3 separate regions of the Homo sapiens genome follow, and regions 2 and 3 are each linked to region 1. Evidence: chromatin contacts called from ENCODE Hi-C or POLR2A ChIA-PET data. All regions are on one chromosome and are shown on one strand. Each heading gives the region's core, a stretch centred on a gene start or an enhancer-like site at or near the end of the contact. The rest is flanking DNA. Distances are from core to core; before and after follow the strand shown. Region 1 overlaps LOC105372093 (a long non-coding RNA gene). Region 2 overlaps PSTPIP2 (proline-serine-threonine phosphatase interacting protein 2). Region 3 overlaps PSTPIP2 (proline-serine-threonine phosphatase interacting protein 2).

Region 1 (3,100 bases), core at 1-2,500:
TGCACAGGTTCTTACTCTTGGTTAGATCAGGATCCTCTGATTCTGATGCCAGGCCCTACCTCAGGCCAATTAAGCCAGCAATGGGCCTGGGCACAGGTAATTTTTTTAAAGCTCCTGGGGTGATTCTAACATGCAGCTGGGGCAGGAAAACAACGGTGCTGCCTATTTCTTGGACCCCAACTGTTTCTAATTTGAGTCACTCTTCAGCACTCCGTTAAACCCCAGTCCCCATCCTCAGTTCCCAGGTGGGTTTGCATAAGGGGTAGTAGACCTGCCAGGAGATGCAGTGAGAAGCACTGAGCACTGAGGCAGGAGGAGCACAGACAGCACAGAGAATCCTCTAAAGTGAAGTTTCTCTCTTTCTCACTGTTGTTGGGGACTCACCCTGCACCACAAAGAAGACTAGATAAAGAAAACCACTAACCAGTAACATCCGGCTCAGTAGGCTGAGCACAAAAGCAAGGTTTTGCTTTGGCCCTAGACCTAGAAGCCTGCTGAGTGAGCGCCTTGGCCCTAGAAAAGAGGAGCAGGGGGTTGTCCGGAGCCCCTCCGACCACGCTGCTCTCAGTCAGGCACCACAGACACAGGCAGAGCTGGCTAGAGGTCAGAGGCATGGCCCCAGTGAGAAGCAGCAGCTGTGCCCTGTGAGCAGGTAGGATGGGGTTAAGGGCTGGCCTGGAATGGGGGCAGAAGGTGGAAGTTGGGAAATGGTGATGACAGCAGTTATTGCAAGGGGGCAAGCCAATGGGCAGGCAGTGGGCGTAGAAAAGCAGCTCCACTGAGACAGCCATGCAGGGAGCCCTGTGCAGGCAGACAGCTGTGGTCAGGGGTTAAAGAGGTGGAGAAAAGCAGAACATGGAGCCATGTAGAGAGCAGGTGCTGGCGGCCAGCTGGTACTGTAACAGGAAGAGTGCAAAAAAAAAAAAAAAATAGCAGTTTTTGCCATGGGGTGAGGCTCCACCCCTCTTTGAACTGTCTGGTGGGGCCAGGGCTGGGGCTGGGAGAGGGATGGGGTGGCTTTCACTCCTCTCCCCAGTGCTTGCTTCTTGATGGGTCAGTCTGGGTCACTAGGGTCCACCTGTCTCTTACGGCATGGCCTGAGCAGTAGTTTCAAGGGGTGTCATGGGGCGGGGAGGTGGGCAAGTCGGGCAGCAGAGCATTACAAACCCTGGGGCCCAGGCAACAGCCCAGACTAGCTCTATCAGAACCTTAGGGGCGGCCCAGGCCGGGGTGGTTGCCAAAGCTCCCCAGGGGGCCCCATCAGTAGAAGGTGTGGGGGCTGCTCGGTGCTGTGCTGTGCTGCTCTGTGCAGGGCTGCAGGGAGAAGATTCTCTAGAGAGCTCTCAAGTGGGAGGAGCCCCAGGCAGCATGATTTTGTCAAATGGAGATTGTCTCTGTCCCTGAGGTCAGAGGAGGGCTGTAACCATACAGTTCTTAACCTCTGGATTTGGACAAATGTAAGCTGTGTTCCTGGCCCCTCTAAAGACCTGTGAATCCTATTCTGCTCATCTGTGTGTAGTTCTTGTTTTTAAGCTTCCAGAGAGACACTGATTCCTAGCTAGTTTCTAACCCTAGCATACAGCAAGATGGAAAGCTCAGGACACAAGATTAAAGTGACAGCCTGGAGGGCAGGACAGGGAGTCTGGGCTGTGGCTGGAGCACCCATCACCATTCCTGGGCCACAAGCCGCCTTCAGGGACTGGCTTCCTGTTCTCCCAGGCCCCGCTGTGGCTCCTTGGCCTTAGCCCCAGGTTCTCAACATGAACAGACTGTGAACTCCTTGTGAACAGCGATGAGTTTTGTACATTCCCCTAACTGGGGCCTCTCTCCCGCAGTGAATGAGTAAGTGACAGACACAGTTATACTAAAGTTATAAGTTATGTCCAGCAAAAGAGAGGCATTGCCTTCTCTGTTGTCATCTGTCCTCCCATCAGTGTCTTGCAAGTCTTAATAGCTTTTGAACAAATGAATCATATTTACATTTTGTACTGGGCCCCATGAATTACGTAGCTGGTCCTGTGCTGAGCTCTTGGTGGCAACTGGAGCTTGCTCTCCCATGGCTGCAGCATCAAAGATCCCCCTGGGCTAGTTCTCTGCTTTCAAACTCCTTCCTCACCCATGACAGCATGAGACAGCAACACAACACCCCAATATACACAGAGCCTCACTTGTGGGGTACTCACTTGACAAGCACCCCAGGGAGCAAAGGAAGTGCAGAGAGAGGTGGCACCTTCTATCCTGAAGACCCAGCACACCCAGGCTCCATGGTGCAGGGACTGGAACAAACCAGGAAGGCACCCCACAACCAAAATATTTGTAGATTTTCCAGCTGGAGCAAAGGAAAGACCCAGACAGATCCCTACTCATAATCAGCTCATGAAACGCCCTACTGGAGAAAGGCAGAAAGAGTAGCTGGCTTTTTCCCCATCCCTGCATACTCCCCTGGGTGCTCTTTGAATCAATGTTTAGCCGGATTTCACCCAATCATGAGCGTGTGAGTGGGGAGCACCCCCATGACTTGGCTTCCTGCCCAACACATCACACCACAACCTGTGAATAACTCATCTTCCCCAACACATTATAACCTCTGAGGGGCCAGATTATGTATTTTCATGGCCCCCATTCCAGGCCTGGCACGTGGATACATATTTACTGACAGATGGACCCCTACTTCAGCATCCCTGTAAGCCTGGAATTAATTCCAGGAGGTGGGTACTAAGCAAGATAATGTTTAACCAAAATGCAGATTCTAGCACCTCCCCTGAACCCTAAGATATTGGGATTCAGTAAGTGATGGGGTATCTGCATTTTTACCTGCATCGCAAATGACTTAAGAAGGCCAATTCTCCTGGCTATCTGAAGAACTGAAGGAGGTGGGTAGACAGAGGGGGTCTCAGCACAGGAATTTGAGTAGAATTCACGTAGAAGCCCAGGACATGATTGCATGAGTGGCCATGGGTCAGTGTGCAGCTTGCAAATCCAGTCACTGTAAGGCCTTATCCTAGAAAGGCCCTGACGGGGACTGGGGTTGCGGGGGTGGGGATTGAGGCAGGTGGCTACCATCTGTCAAGAGCAGCAGCAGACCTGCAGCTGGCTCCAT
Region 2 (2,849 bases), core at 176-2,675, 340 kb after region 1:
AGCTACTGGGGGAGGATGGGGCAGGAGGATCACTTAAGCCTGGGAGTTCAAGGCTGCAGCGCACTATGATAGGAAGGAAAAGTACAAAGAAGAAAACAAACAACCCAAAATTCCACCAACTAAAACTAATTAGTATTAATATTTGATGATGATTGTAACAGGGATTTCTTTCTGCAGGTATACAAATAGGAAGGATGAACAGATGCATGCAACAAATAATTTTTAAAGAATAAGACCATATGGCCGGGTGCAATGGCTCACACCTGTAATCCCAGTACTTTGGGAGGCCAAGGCGGTGGATCACCTGAGGTCAAGAGTTCGAGACCAGCGTGGCCAACATGGTGAAACCCTGCCTCTACTAAAAATACAAAAAATTAGCCAGGCATGGTGGCGCATGCCTGCAATCCCAGCTACTTGGGAGGCTGAGGCAGGAGAATCGCTTGAACCGGGGAGGCAGAGGTTACAGTGAGCTGAGATCGCACTATTGCACTCCAGCCTGGGCGACAAGAGCAAAACTCCATCTCAAAAATAAATAAATAAATAAATAAATAAATAAATAAATAAATAAATAAAAATATTAAAAAAATTTTTTTTAAAGAATAAGACCATATGCCACATGCCTTTTAAAAATAGCTTGGACTGGTGTTGTGGCTCACACCTATAATCCCAGCACTTTGGGAGGGCAAGGTGGGAGGATCGATTGAGCCCAAGGGTTTGAGACCAGCCTAGGCAGCATGGGAAACCCTGTCTCTACAAAAAAATACAAAAATTAGCTGGGTGTGGTGGCACACATCTGTAGTCCCTGCTACTCAGGAGGCGGAGGTAGGAGGATCACTTGAGCCTGGGAGTTTGAGGCTGCAGTGAACCGTGACTGCGCCACTGCACTCCAGCATGGATGACAAAGTAAGACCCTGTATAAAATAAAATAAAATAAGTAAATAAAAATTGAAATTTTAATCTGATTTTAATTTCACAGAAGAAAAAAAACTGAAGTGAAGCTGAAAGAATTACTAAAATTGAAATAATAGTCTCTTTACCATAGGAAAAATTAGTTCCTCAAAGATCTTTCTGAGGTTAAAAGAAAAAGTTTATGAAAATAAGTAAGAGGGCCGGGCACGGTGGCTCACGTCTGTAATCACAGCACTTTGGGAGGCCAAGGCAGGCGGATCAGTTGAAGACAGGAGTTTGAGACCAGTCTGGCCAACATGGTGAAACCCCATCTCTACTAAAAATATAAAAATTAGCCAGGAGTGGTGGCGCGTGCCTGTAATCCCAGCTACTCAAGAGGCTGAGGCAGAAGAATCGCTTGAACCCGGGAGGCGGAGGTTGCAGTGAGCCAAGATCGCGCCATTGCACTCCAGCCCGGGCGACAGAGTGAGACAGTGTCTCAAAAAGAAAAGAGGCGCGCATGCGCAGTGAGGTTTCACGCGAGCGCCTGCGTTTCTCCTCAAACCTAACGATGCCGCGGGAACTGAGGAGCCGAATGAAACTGCACAGTAGAACCGCAGCGAAGCCGAAGCGTTAGCCCGGAACGAGGGCGGACTGGAAAGCCGGAGCGGGGCCGAGCGAGCCGCCCCAAAAGGCTGCCGCTTCATCCCAGCGAAAACCGCCGGCCAGGCCAAGCGCGGCGAGGGAAGAGGAGAGACGGCTCCGGCAGCGGAACCGCCCGACGCTGGAGAAGACAAACCGGCCGTGGAGTGGTGCCTGGAGGAGCTGGTCTTCGGCGATGTCGAGGACGACGAGGACACGCTGCTGCGGCGTCTGCGGGGTCCGTGGGTTCAAGGACATGAAGACTTGGGAGACTCAGAAGCGGAGAATGAAGCAAAAGGTAATTGTGCACCTCAAAAGAAGCCAATTTGGGTGGATGAAGAAGATGAAGATGAGGAAATGGTTGACATGATGAACAATCGGTTTCGGAAAGATAATGATGAAAAATGCTAGTGAAAGTAAACTTTAGAAAGACAAACTTAAGAAGCGACTTTAAGAAGAATTCCAGCATGCCGTGGGAGGAGTACCTGCCTGGGCAGAGACTAATAAGCTGAAAACAACTTCAGATGATGAAAGTGAAGAGGATGAAGATGCTTTGTTGCAAAGGACTGGGAATTTCATATCCACATCAACTTCTCTTCCAAGAGGAATCCTGAAGATGAAGAACTGCCAGCATGGTAATGCTGAACGTCCTTCTGCTGCTCAGATCTCATCTGTGCAGTTCCGTCCTTGTGCACAGATTGTGATGGTCGCTGGATTAGATAACCTATATCACTATTTCAGGTTGATGGAAGAACAAATCCTAAAATCCAGAGCACCTGTTTGGAAAGGTTTCCAAACTGTAAGGCTTATTTTAGTGCTAATGGGGAAGAAGTTTTAGCCATGAGTACTCACAGCAAGGTTTTTTATGTCTATGACATGCTAGCTGGAAATTAATTCCTGTGCATCAAGTGAGAGGTTTGAAAGAAGATAGTGAGGAGCTTTGAAGATGTCTCCCCAGATGGGTCCTTCTTGCTCATAAATGGCATTGCTGGGTATTTGCATTTGCTATCGATGAAGACCAAAGAACTGATTGGAAGCATGAAAATTAATGGAAGGGTTGCAGCATCCACGTTCTCTTCAGATAGTAAGAAAGTATATGCCTCTTCGGGGATGGAGAAGTTTATGTTTGGGATGTGAACTCAAGGAGGTGCCTTAACAGATTTGTTGATTAAGGCAGTTTATATGGATTAAGCATTGCCACATCTAGGAATGGACAGTTGCTTGTGGTTCTAATTGTGGAGCAGTAAATATAAATAATCAAGATTCTTGTCTCGAAGGAACAAACCCAAAGCCAATGAAAGCTATAATGAACTTGGTTA
Region 3 (3,141 bases), core at 220-2,719, 370 kb after region 1:
TTATTATTTTATGGGACCACCATCATATATGCAGTCTCTTGTTGACCAAAACGTCATTATGTGGCCCATGTCTACATATGACATTCTAGAAAAGGCAAAACTATAGAGATTGTAAAAAGATCATTGGTTGCCAGGGGTTTAAGGAAGAGTGATGGATGAAAAAGTGGAGCACAGGGGAATTTTAAGGCAGAGAAACTACTCTGTATGATACAATAATTGTGGATATATGACATTATTCATTTGTCAAAACCCATGGGACACAAAGAGCTACACCTAATATAAACCATGAGCTTCAGTGAATAATAATGTATACATACTGGTGCATAATTGTAACAAATATACCACATTAATGCAAGATGTTAATAATAGGAAAAATAGGGAGAACGGATGGGAAATCTGGGCTTGAGTTCAAGTTTTCTGTAAACCTAAAACCGCTCTAAATAATAAAACCTACTAATTTTTTTTTTTTTTTGAGACAGAGTCTTGCTCTGTCGCCCAGGTTGGAGTGCAGTGGCGCGATCTTGGCTCACTGCAACCTCTGCCTCCTGGGTTCAAATGATTCTCCTGCCTCAGCCTCCTGAGTATCTAGGATTACAGGCACGTGCCACCACGCCCAGCTAATTTTTGTATTTTTAGTAGAAACGGGGCTTTACCGTTGGTCAAGCTGGTCTCAAACTCCTGACCTCGTTATCCACCCGCCTCAGCCTCCCAAAAACCTACTAATTTTTAAAAATTGTTGAAAATGAGGCAACAGCATATTTTAGCTTTGTAGGTAATTAACAGAAACTAGTTTTTAGTGACTTGATCGTATCAGCAAATTGGCTCTTGTCAACTGATTTTCAGCAATTTGGCCAGTTCCTGCTTCCTACTAAAGTCGCACTGGTCTTTCTGTTCCTCTAACTGATCCTTTCCAGCCTCACTGTTATCTCTCCCCTTTCCCCTGACATCCAGAAGGCTAGCTTGACCTTACCACATCTCAATTCAAATGTCATCTCCATGGAGAAGTCCTCTATGGTCCCTCTGTCCCTCATACACATCCAGTGCCTCTCCCTCCAATCACCTAATGTGGTAGGTAGATAGTGACACCCTCTCCCAAAGATGTCCAAATCCTAATCCCTGGAATTATTAATAGTTAATTTGTACTTTGTATAGTCTCACTCTGCTACCCAGGCTGGAGTGCAGTGATGTCATCACAGCTCACTGCATTGGGCTCAAGTGATCCTCCCACCTCTGCCACCCCAGTAGCTGGGACTGCAGGCACATGCCACCATGCCCAGCTAATATTTTGTATTTTTTTCGTTGAGGTTTCATGATGTTGCCCAGGTTGGTCTCAAACTCCTAGGCTCAAGCGAGCTGCCTGCCTCGGCCTCCCAAAGTGCTAGGGTTACAGGCATGAGCCACTGTGCCCAGCCAGTGCCAACATTTGTGATTGTTAAGGCTAATAATGCACACAGCCAAATCCTCTCCAAAATAACTCTAACAGCTTACCCGCAATGACTAAATGCTCATTTCCTGCACCTTCCCCCAGTGAAAGATACTGACACTTGATATACTTTTTAAAACTTGCTAAAAGCAAAACTGTACAATTTGGACTTTTTTATTAGTAGTAAAGTATAAAAGTTCTCCATATTTTTACAATTTACTTTTAGACTCTCATTTGTCTACTGGAAAAATCACTTTTAAAAGAGGATTAGGAAAATAAAGGTAGAGAAAGCAGGCAAACAAGCTTCTACTCCACGGGAAAACCGAGTATTTTTAGACTGTATCTTTCTTGTTTAGTAAGTACCTAACTGAACTGCAGGTGCATTTTCTCACTAGGACAGCTTCTATAGGAGCCCCAAGCACAAACTTGCCCTCTCCCTTCTCTCTCTACAGCAGAGATGGGCTCCCCACAGCTCCACAGCCCTGCAGGGGCTGGGATGATGGGGAATCTGTGCTGGCTTCGCTTCTTATGTCCAGGTGGTCCCTCGGCAATGTAGATCCCTTAGCTGGTCTGGGAGTCTGTAGGAATTCCCTTTGCAAAATGGATCATCACTTATGTTCTCCAACTCCCCTCTCCAGGCTTTCCCTGCCCACCCCAAATCCATGCTTCCCTCTGTTGTGCCCTGTGCTTCCTTAAAGTACTCATTGGTCCAAAACGTCACCCTCCTCCAGGGCCCCTACTAGGATGAGGCATGGTCGTGCATGTGCAGGGTTCAATTCTGTCTTTCTTTACAATTTTGAGGGGCCAGGCGTGGTTGCTCATGCCTGTAATCCTAGTGCTTTGGGAGGCCAAGGTGGGAGGATCGCTTGGGCCAGGAGTTTGAGACCAGGAGTTTGAGACTAGTCTGGGCCACACAGCAAGACTCTGTCTCTACAAGAAATTTTTAAAATAGCAGAGCATGGTGGTGCACACCTGTGGTCCCAGCTACTCCGGGGGCTGAGGCAGGAGGCTCACTTGAGCCAAAGAGTTCAAAGCTGCAGTGAGGTATGGTTGCACCACTGCACTCCAGCCTGGGCAGAAGAGTGAGACCCTGTCTCTAAAGAAATAAAGTTTTGATATTTTGTTCCTGGAAGGGTTTTTCTCATTAACTTTGTTTTTTTAAAATATTACATTAAAGAATAATTTATCTTGGCCAGATGCGGTGGCTCACACCTGTAATTCCAGCACTTTGGGAGGCCAAGGTGGGCAGATCACTTGAGGTCAGGAGTTCAAGACCAGCCTGGCCAACATGGTGAAACTCCATCTCTACTAAAAATACAAAAAAATTAGCTGGGTGCAGTGGTGGGTACCTGTAATCCCAGCTACTTGGGAGGCTGAGGCAGGAGAACTGCTTGAACCGGGGAGGCGGAGGTTGCAGTGAGCCGAGATCAGGGCATTGCACTCCAGCCTGGGCGACAGAACAAGACTCCATCTCAAAGGAAAAAAACTACTGAGGGTTTTTTTGGCTCCCCCTTAAATTTTACGTGCAAGGCAAGTGCCTCAGCCTAGCCCTGGCTCTGCCTGCGTCCCACTCAGCAGAGACCCCTCCCTCCCTCCACAGGGGCCTCCCTCAGAGAAAAGATTGCTTGGTCACATGAAGGTGCACATGACTTAACCACCACCTTTCTTGGGAGACATTTAAAACTATTTTTTCTTTTCTTTTTCTTTTTTTTTTTGAG

Evidence for each region. Hi-C counts contacts between places; a loop is a spot of excess contacts on that map. ChIA-PET counts read pairs that join two places held with the same protein, here RNA polymerase II (POLR2A). Pooled maps may share reads with other maps.
Region 2: a pooled map shows a loop between it and region 1 (3-fold over the local background). The contact joins two enhancer-like sites. A Hi-C loop is called at or near these places in 5 of 50 pooled maps. POLR2A ChIA-PET finds 5 or more read pairs at or near these places in 3 of 52 experiments (B cell, H1 and activated naive CD8-positive, alpha-beta T cell).
Region 3: a pooled map shows a loop between it and region 1 (2.7-fold over the local background). The contact joins two enhancer-like sites. A Hi-C loop is called at or near these places in 6 of 168 maps with a recorded cell type or tissue (colonic mucosa, heart left ventricle, heart right ventricle and 2 more) and 4 of 50 pooled maps. POLR2A ChIA-PET finds 5 or more read pairs at or near these places in 2 of 52 experiments (A673 and naive thymus-derived CD4-positive, alpha-beta T cell).

The regions. Positions count from the first base shown.
Region 1 is chr18:45,686,566-45,689,665 of GRCh38, forward strand. All of the region lies in intron 7 of LOC105372093 (a long non-coding RNA gene), which reads right to left. Among named protein-coding and RNA genes, the nearest start is that of SLC14A1, 36 kb to the right of the region's middle. Within about 2 kb of position 1,251, at least 10 of the 41 ENCODE cell types and tissues checked have a DNase peak (open chromatin) inside an H3K27ac peak, as active enhancers do.
Region 2 is chr18:46,026,772-46,029,620 of GRCh38, forward strand. All of the region lies in intron 2 of PSTPIP2 (proline-serine-threonine phosphatase interacting protein 2), which reads right to left. It also overlaps the pseudogene LOC100422497. Among named protein-coding and RNA genes, the nearest start is that of PSTPIP2, 44 kb to the right of the region's middle. Within about 2 kb of position 1,426, at least 19 of the 41 ENCODE cell types and tissues checked have a DNase peak (open chromatin) inside an H3K27ac peak, as active enhancers do.
Region 3 is chr18:46,054,207-46,057,347 of GRCh38, forward strand. All of the region lies in intron 1 of PSTPIP2 (proline-serine-threonine phosphatase interacting protein 2), which reads right to left. Among named protein-coding and RNA genes, the nearest start is that of PSTPIP2, 16 kb to the right of the region's middle. Within about 2 kb of position 1,470, at least 2 of the 41 ENCODE cell types and tissues checked have a DNase peak (open chromatin) inside an H3K27ac peak, as active enhancers do.